2 separate regions of the Homo sapiens genome follow, and region 2 is linked to region 1. Evidence: read pairs that join two places in POLR2A ChIA-PET (ENCODE). Cell type or tissue: GM12878. All regions are shown on one strand. Links, peaks and the distances in the headings refer to the core of each region. The heading gives the core; the rest is flanking DNA. Region 1 overlaps VCF1 (VCP nuclear cofactor family member 1). Region 2 overlaps SLC39A11 (solute carrier family 39 member 11).

Region 1 (4,398 bases), core at 272-4,271:
ATAGTCACTTGTCCAAAGAACACAGCTAGTAAGAGGCAGAGGAGGAACGGAGCCCCAGGGTGTGGTTGTTGGGCTGCACGCTCCTGACCATGGTGTGTGCTCTCCCAGAAGATAGAACAGAGGTTCTGCGAGACTTTGCTAAATATATCCAGGAGCAGCTAGAGCCTAGTCTTCTCTTTTTTTTTCTTTTTTTTTTTTTTTGAGACAGAGTTTCGCTCTGTCACCTAGGCTGGAGTGCAGTGGCATGATCTCAGCTCACTGCAACCTCCACCTCCCAGGTTCAAGTGATTCTCCTGCCTCAGCCTCCTGAGTAGCTGGGATTACAGGCACCCGCCAGCTCGCCCAGCAAATTTTTGTATTTTTAGTAGAAATGGGTTTCACGATGTTGGCCAGGCTGGTCTCAAACTCCTGACCTTAGGTGATCCATCCGCCTTGGCCTTCCAAAGTGCTGGGATTATAGGCGTGAGCCACCGCGCCCAGCCCTAGTTTTGTTTTGAGTCAGGAACAGAGAAGAACAATTTTCCTTCTCTTTTTATCTAGAAGCTGTTTTTTCCAAGTACATGGCATGATATGATCTTAGCTATAAAGCAATTTTAGATTTCTAGCAAGAAAAAAAACAAAAATGTGGTCTTGTGTTTTTTTTTTCCAAATCTCTGATTAGTGCTTGAATTGAAGACTTTGAATTTTAACTCCAGTAACTTGGACTTAATGACTTATGAGCCTTAGAATACTATTTTTTTAAGTTGAAGTATTTACTAATTTAATTTTTTTTTTTTTTTTGAGACAGGGTCTTGCTCAGTTGCCTAGGCAGGAGTGCCGTGGTGCTGTCATGGCTTACTGCAGCTGTGAACTCATGGGCTTAAGCACTCCTCCCTGCTCAGCCTCCCAAACTACAGGTGTGCGCCACTACACCTGGCTAGTTTTTTTTTTTTTTTTTTTTTTGAGACAGAGTCTCGCTCTTTCCCCAGGCTGGAATGCAGTGGCGCATCTCAGCTCACTGCAGCCTCCGCCTCTGGGGAGGGTTCAAGCAATTCTCCTGCCTCAGCCTCCCGAGTAGCTGGGACTACAGGGGACCGCCACCACGCCCAGCTAATTTTTGTACTTTTAGTAGAGACGGGGTTTCACCATGTTGGCCAGAATGGTCTCGATCTCTTGATCTCATGATCCGCCCGCCTCGGCCTCCCAAAGTGCTGGGATTACAGGCGTGAGCCACCGCGCCCGGCCCACCTGGCTAGTTTTAAAATTTTTTTTGTGGAGATGGGGGTCTCCTCATGTTGTCCAGGCTGATCTTGAACTCCTGGGCTCAAGCAATCCTTCCACCTTGGCCTTCCAAAGTATTAGGATTACAGGTGTGAGCCACCATGCCCAGCCTAATTTTTTGTTTCGTGTAAAGCCATTCTAGATGAATCACATTAGTTAACATCTATCTCAGGCTCAGTTTTCTCTTCACTGAGCAAGAAGTGAAATGATTTTATCAATTTTTTTCTATCAAATCCTGATCTTGGGCAACTATTTGGATGGGTAAAAACTACTTAGATTTAACTTAAATTTTTTTTTTAGGGTCTAGTCTTTTTAGGTTGAATTCTATTATTTACATGTAGAAGGAGTAATGTTCTTTACTTTCAGTTTTAATATCTTTATCTACAAATTACACTAGAAGTTTCTGTGTAAATCTAGCTTCTGTTACCTAGGTATATGCCTTGTAAAAAGTGCTTCTACTTGAGTAAATAAAAGCAGTATCTTCTCATCCTTAGGAGGGAAGAAATTAAAATCTAAATTTGGCTGGGGCCCGGTGGCTCATGCCTGCAATCCCAGCACTTTGGGAGGCCAAGGCGGGCAGATCACGAGGTCAGGAGTTCGAGACCAGCCTGACCAACATGGTGAAACCCCGTCTCTACTAAAAATACAAAAATTAACCGGGCGTGGTGGCGCGTACCTGTAATCCCAGCTACTCAGGAGGCTGAGGCAGGAGAACTGCTTGGACCCGGGAGGCGGAGGTTGCAGTGAGCTGAGATTGCACCACTGCACTCCAGACTGGGCGACAGAGCGAGACTCCATCTCAAAAAAAAAAAAAAAAAAAAAATCTAAATTAAAAAAAAAGCAATACCTTTTAAAAGTACAAAGACCTCAATTTTTTTTAATACCTTTAACTTAGCTTAACAAGACCATTTTGATTTTTTAGACCAGTGTGAAGTAATATCAGATAGAGAGTGAAAAAATGTGGAGATAAAACAGAAGTGGCTGCCGGGCCATGTCTATAATCCCAGCACTTTGGGAGACAGAGGCAGGTGGATCACCTGAGGTCAGGAGTTTGACACCAGTTTGGTCAACATGGTGAAACCCCGTCTCTACTAACAATACAAAAATTGGCTGGGCGTGGTGGTGCATGCCTGGAGTCCCAGTTACTCAGGAGGCCTAGGCAGGAGAATCACATGAACCTAGGAGGCGGAGGTTGCAGTGAGATGAGATCGCACCACCGCACTCCAGCCTGGGTGACAGAGCGAGTCTCCATCTCAAAATAAAAAACAAAAAAAAGAAGTGGCTTACCTAGGACAGCTTCAGCCCCTTTGTCTCTACTAGAAGGCAAAATTTTTGATGTTAATATTAAAATCCTAAGGGAATTCTTAGTGGGAATGCGGAAGTGTGAGAAATTAAAAAAGAATAGAACCAGGGGATCCATTTATCATAAAGTTAGGAGTCTATAAATTCATTTGTTTTAACTGATAAGAATTAGCTGAGTGTTGGGTGATTTTTTAAAAAATAATGTGAATTCATATGACAATAGGAGTATTTAGAATAATTTTTTTAAATGTTATTTTAAGCTCTTCATTCTTGCCCATTCTCATCTTTAATCCGTCTTAGAGTTGTAGTATTAATACATTCTAAGAGACAGACTGATTTGGCCGACTCTTTTCAGTGAAACTGTTAGGATTGTGTGTTTAGAACCCTGTAGCAAATTAACTCTGAAATTAAGTTTTGTTTTTTTTTTTTTTCTTTTTTTGGAGACAGGGTCTCACTCTGTCTCCCAGGCTAGAGTGTGGTGGTATGATCATGGCTTACTGCAGCCTTGACCTCCCCAGGCTCAGGTGATCCTCCCACCTCAGCCTCCTGAGTAACTGGGACTACAGGCGCGCACTGCCATGCCCAGCTTATTTTTATATTCTTTTTGTAGAGACAGGTTTTCACCATGTTGCCCAGGCTGATCTCGAACTCCTGGACTCACGTGATCCACCTGCCTCGGCCTTCCAAAGTGCTAGGATTATAGGCATGAGCCACCATGCCTGGCCTGAGATTAATTTCATTTTTTTTTCTTTTTTCTTTTTTTTTGGAGACAGAGTCTCGCTCTGTTGCCCAGGCTGGAGTGCAGTGGTGTGATCTCCGCTCACTGCAAGCTCTGCCCCCCAGGTTCACACCATTCTCCTGCCTCAGCCTCCCGAGTAGCTGGAACTACAGGCGCCTGCCACCACACCCGGCTAATTTTTTTGTATTTTTAGTAGAGACGGGGTTCCACAGTGTTCGCCAGGATGGTCTCAATCTCCTGACCTCGTGATCCACCCACCTCGGCCTCCAGAGGACTGGGATTACAGGCATGAGCCACCGCGCCCAGCCGAGATTAATTTCTTAAAAGATCCATTCAAAAGGGAGGAACAGTGCTGTTAGTCTAATTTATAGAATACATTTACTTTGCTTACAGTTTAAGTCCTTGATATGTTTGTAAATACCTCAATTCACAGCATACTAAGCTACCCCAAGCAGTTTCGTCGTTTTTTTTTTTTTTTTTTTTTTGAGACGGAGTTTTTCTCTTGTTGCCCAGGCTGGAGTGCTATGGCACAATCTTGGCTCACTGCAACCTCTGCCTCCCGGGTTCAAGCGATTCGCCTGCCTCAGCCTTCCGAGTAGCTGGGATTACAGGCAATGCACAACCACACCTGGCTAATTTTTTGTATTTTTTTTTTTTGAGACGGAGTCTCGCTCTGCCATCCAGGCCATAGTGCAGTGGCATGACCTCGGCTCACTGCAAGCTCCGCCTCCCAGGTTCATGCCATTCTCCTGCCTCAGCCTCCCAAGTAGCTGGGACTACAGGCGCACGCCACCACGCCTGGCTAATTTTTTTGTATTTTTAGTAGAGACGGGGTTTCACCGTGTTAGCCAGGATGGTCTCTATCTCCTGACCTCGTGATCCGCCCGCCTCGGCCTCCCAAAGTGGTGGGATTACAGGCGTGAGCCACTGCGCCTGGCCATTTTTTGTATTTTTAGTAGAGACGGGGTTTCTCCATGTTGGTCAGGGTGGTCTCGAACTCCCGAGCCCAGGTGATCTGCCCACCTCAGCCTCCCAAAGTGCTCGGATTACAGGCGTGAGCCACCGCGCCCGGCAGCAGTTTCTTATTGAAACAGAAT
Region 2 (4,398 bases), core at 85-4,084, 230 kb after region 1:
GGTCAAGGGGTGGGGAAACACACTGTGCTCATGATAAGGCCATGACAAGGGCATGGTTGCAGGGAGGGCTAAAGAACTGGGGCCAGTCATTCAACCTGCCATGGAGAGCTTGAAAGTGTTGAGAGATGAGGTCAAGACAGGAAGGCAGGGCTGTATCATATATAATCTAACTCTCTGTCCAGGTTGAAGAAGAGACATAGATGCTAGTGGGAATGGCTGTTGGCTGCCTAACTGGCTACTGCAAGCTTTTTAGGGCAGGGTCTTACCTAACTCACCTCTGTATCCAGGTGGAAACTAGCACCATGCTTTGTCGGGTAATATGTTCAATTAGCCCAAATAACCCCCTCCTTCACCTCCAACATATAATATATTCAAAGCATGGAGAAGCTAAAAGCATCAAGAACCCAGTCCGTATAGGGCATTTGATTTGAAAGTCTCATGGAGTGTTTGTTCTTTCTAAAGAGATGATTTAGAGTTAAATGATGCACAGAGATCAAGCGGGTCAGGCCATATCCTCAGCTCCTATCTAGAGAGAACCTTCTACTTAAAGTAGGCTGGATCCTGTTTGTGGAGTACCAGAGCTCAGATTTCTAATTAAAAGCGCTTTTTCACTTTATTATGAAATATGATACACGTAAAAAACTTTATACAACAAACGTAATGAATAATTCTAAAGCAAATATCTTTGTAACCGCCACCATGCCAAGAAACAAAAGTCCCCCTAACTCCCCATGTATTCCCCTCTTGATCAATCCCTGTTGCTACTTGCTGCTAAGTCACCACTATTCTGACTTTTATAATTACCTCTTTTTTATAGTTTCAACCCTTATATGTACATCCCTAAACAACATGATTTAGTATTTCAATTGTATATAAATGAAAACATTCTATATATATTAGTTGTGTATTTTGCTTCTTTCATTAAATATAGGAATAAAATTTATCCACATCATTGTCTATAGCTCTTGTTAATTCCTTTTGACTGTTATACAATGCTCCACCATATGAATATATTTATTTATTCATCCTATTGTTGGTGGACATTGAATTGCTTGTGGGTTTTGGCTACTGTATATGAAGCAAATGAAATACTGCAGGATTTTTATGAAGAAAAGTAGAAACCAGGCCAGGCGTGGCAGTTCATGACTGTAACGGGTGAAACTTGGGTGAAACTCGTGAGGCTAAATATGTAGTTCATATGGAAAAATACAGGACCAAGAATAGGTGCTATCATGAGAATAGCACGGGAAACACCCGCCCCCATGATTCAATTACCTCCCACTAGGTCCCTCCCAGGACATGTGGGAATTGTGGGAGCTACAATTCAAGATGAGATTTGGGTGGGGGACACAGCCAAACCATATTGGGGGTGCTGACTCGGAAGGGGCAGTAGGCACCAGGGAATTTCAAGGGTAGGAAAAAATCTTAAATTTTGGAAGGAGAGTAAGAGAGGGAGGAGGAAGAGAAAGGATTTTGACCTTGCAAACAGCAGAACATTTTGGTAATTACAACAGTGTGACATTGTGCCATAGCTGTACAGAATCAACGGGGAAGACTGGCAAGTCTCATGAATATATAGAAACTTGGTGTATGGAACATGGCAGAGTTGCCATTATAATTCAGTGGGAAAAGGATTGATTAGTCAATAAATGTTGATCCAGTGGAATCGCCTCCAAAATTGTAATCTACCATATACCCTTTGCAAAAATGCTCCCAGGCGAAGTTAGCAATGCTTCAACAATATTTAGGACAGTGGTTCTCAGCCCTGGCTGCACATTTTAATCATCTGTGGACACTTAAAACAAATACAGATTGTGGGTTTCAACTCCTACAGATTCTAACTAAAATTGTACGTGGTAGAGCCCAGGCATCTGTTTTTTCAAATCAACTGTATTGAGGTATAATTTACATAAAACGCTCCCATTTTAACTTTCTAGTTTAGTGTGTTTTGACAAATGTGTACACCTGTGTAATCTTTACAATAATCAAATTTAAGATTTTTTCCTACCCTTGTAGGAAATTCCCTGGTGCCTGCTGCCCCTTCTGAGTCAGCACCCCCGATATGGTTTGGCTGTGTCCCCCACCCAAATCTCATCTTGAATTGTGGCTCCCACAATTCCCACATGTCCTGGGAGGGACCTAGTGGGAGGTAATTGAATCATGGGGGCGGGTGTTTCCTGTGCTGTTCTCATGATAGTGAATAAGTCTCACAAGATCTGATGGTTTTATAAGGGGGAGTTTCCCTGTGCAAGCTCTCTCTTGTCTGCCAGCATGTAAGATGTGCCTTTCGCTTTCTGCCATGACTGTGAGGCCTCCCCAGCCATGTGGAACTGTGAGTCCATTAAACCTCTTTTTTCTTTATAAATTACCCAGTCTCGGGTGTGTCTTTATTAGCAGCATGAGAACAGACTAATACATCCCCCATGTGCCAATCTGAACCCAGGTAACCACTGATCTGCTTTCTAACGCTGTAACTTATTTTTTAGCATTAGTATTTTTTAAAAGCTCTCCAGGTGATTTTAATGAGTAGCCAACTAGTGATAAAGCAATTTATAACATTAAGAAAAACAAACTTCTCTGTGACAAAAGACGTTATAGAGTTAAATTCAAGCCAAGGCTTGTGAGAAGATATTTGCAATACACACAACTGATGAAATATTGGTGTCCAGAATATATAAAGGTCTTCCACAAATCAATGAAAAGGGGCAAACCGTGCACAGTAAAAAAATTGAACAAACTATTTGATTAGGAATTTATGAGGAAGGAGCCCTAAAGAACCAATAAACACATGAAAAGATGCCCAGTTTCACTGGTAATAAAGGGAATGCAATTTAAATTATTTTGTTTTTCTTTTTTTGTTCGTTTTTTGAGATGAAGTTTCACTCTTGTCACCCTGGCTGGAGTGCAATGGCGTGATCTCGGCTCACTGCCACCTCCACCTCCTGGGTTCAAGCAATTCTCCTGCCTCAGTCTCCCAAGTAAAGCTGAGATTACAAGTGCCTGCCACCAAGCTCGAGTAATTTTAGTATTTTTAGTAGAGATGGGGTTTCACTATGTTGGCCAGGCTGGTCTGGAACTCCTGAACTCAGGTGATCCATCTGCCTCAGCCTCCCAAAGTGCTGGGATTACAGGTGTGAGCCGCCACTCCTGGCCTCTGCGATTTAAATTCTCACCTTTTGTATTTGACCAAAAAAAATGAGAAAAGGTTTGACAATATTCAGTATTGACAAAAGAGATTTTTGATAAATAGGAACTCTCATGCACTGTTGATGGGAGTGCAAATTGATACAACCATCTTGGTGAGTAATTTGTTAATATCTGGTAAAACTGAAGATATAACATATCCCATGACAAAGCAGTTTCAGTTTTAGATACATGTTCTTCAGGCATTCTTGCGAATGTACACAGGGAACCCTGCATGAGAATGTTCATTGCAGCATTTCTTGTAATGGTGAAAAATTGGAAATGAATACATTATCAGTCAGTAGAAGAATGAATAATTAAATTGTGGTAAATTCATTAAGATAGCATGGCTAAGTAGCCATTTAAAAAAGTAAGTTGCATGGCCGGGCCCAGTGGCTCACACCTGTAATCCCAGCACTTTGGGAGGCCAAGGCGGGGGGATTATCTGAGATCAGGAGTTCAAGACCAGCCTGGCCAACATGGTGAAACCCCCATCTCTAATAAAAATACAAAAATTAGCCGGGTGTGGTGGCGTGGGCCTGTAATCCCAGCTATTTGAGAGGCTGAGGCAGGAGAATTGCTTCAACCCGGGAGGTGGAGGTTGTGGTGAGCCGAGATCACGCCACTGCACCCCAGTCTGGGTGACAGAGCAAGGCTCCATCTCAAAAAAAAAAAAATTAAAAAATAAATAAAAATAACAAAAGTTGCCGAATGCTACATACAGTAAAATACTATTTAACTAAAGTTTGAAATTGTATAAAATAATAGTGTGAATTTTTTGTAGACATATAAAAATATATTAGCATGGTATTAAAAGTGTAAAAATAGCGTTATAAAGCATACCCATGGAATTTTTCAGATATTGAGTACCTCTAATTGGTGCGGAGAGAGAAGAGCTGCAATTCTTTCTGTAATAGTTTACTTAAAAAATCTGAATCAAATATGGTAACAGGTTAACCTTTATTAAATCTAGATCGTTGGTACGTGGACTTACATCTTGTTATTCTCTGTACTCTTCTACATTTCTGAAAGATTGCCTTAAGAAGGAGTCTTAAAAACTATTGACTAAATGACCTCAAAGTAAAGGAAAAACGAATTGTATTTGACAGTAGATCAGCAGACTTTGTCTCATGTAATAGTCACCAAAATATTTCTTCCGTACTTTGTATAACAGTAATGGTCCCTGGTCTTGACAGTCATTAACTTAAGCAGCCT

What was found. Peaks named below come from ENCODE experiments on the same cell type or tissue, not always from the same donor. Only the 100,000 strongest peaks of a DNase experiment are listed, where the experiment ranks them.
Region 2: POLR2A ChIA-PET joins it to region 1 with 5 read pairs; 2 of 35 experiments call an interaction of 5 or more read pairs at or near these places.

The regions. Positions count from the first base shown.
Region 1 is chr17:73,218,580-73,222,977 of GRCh38, reverse strand. The region is part of intron 2 of VCF1 (VCP nuclear cofactor family member 1); the gene reads left to right. Among named protein-coding and RNA genes, the nearest start is that of VCF1, 12 kb to the left of the region's middle. In GM12878, for the core only: no CTCF peak of the experiment used is centred there; no DNase peak of the experiment used is centred there.
Region 2 is chr17:72,990,825-72,995,222 of GRCh38, reverse strand. The region is part of intron 4 of SLC39A11 (solute carrier family 39 member 11); the gene reads left to right. Among named protein-coding and RNA genes, the nearest start is that of SLC39A11, 100 kb to the left of the region's middle. RefSeq lists enhancers at 2,097-2,146, 2,267-2,356. In GM12878, for the core only: no CTCF peak of the experiment used is centred there; DNase peaks (open chromatin) are centred at 1,962 and 2,262; H3K27ac peaks cover 1,264 bases.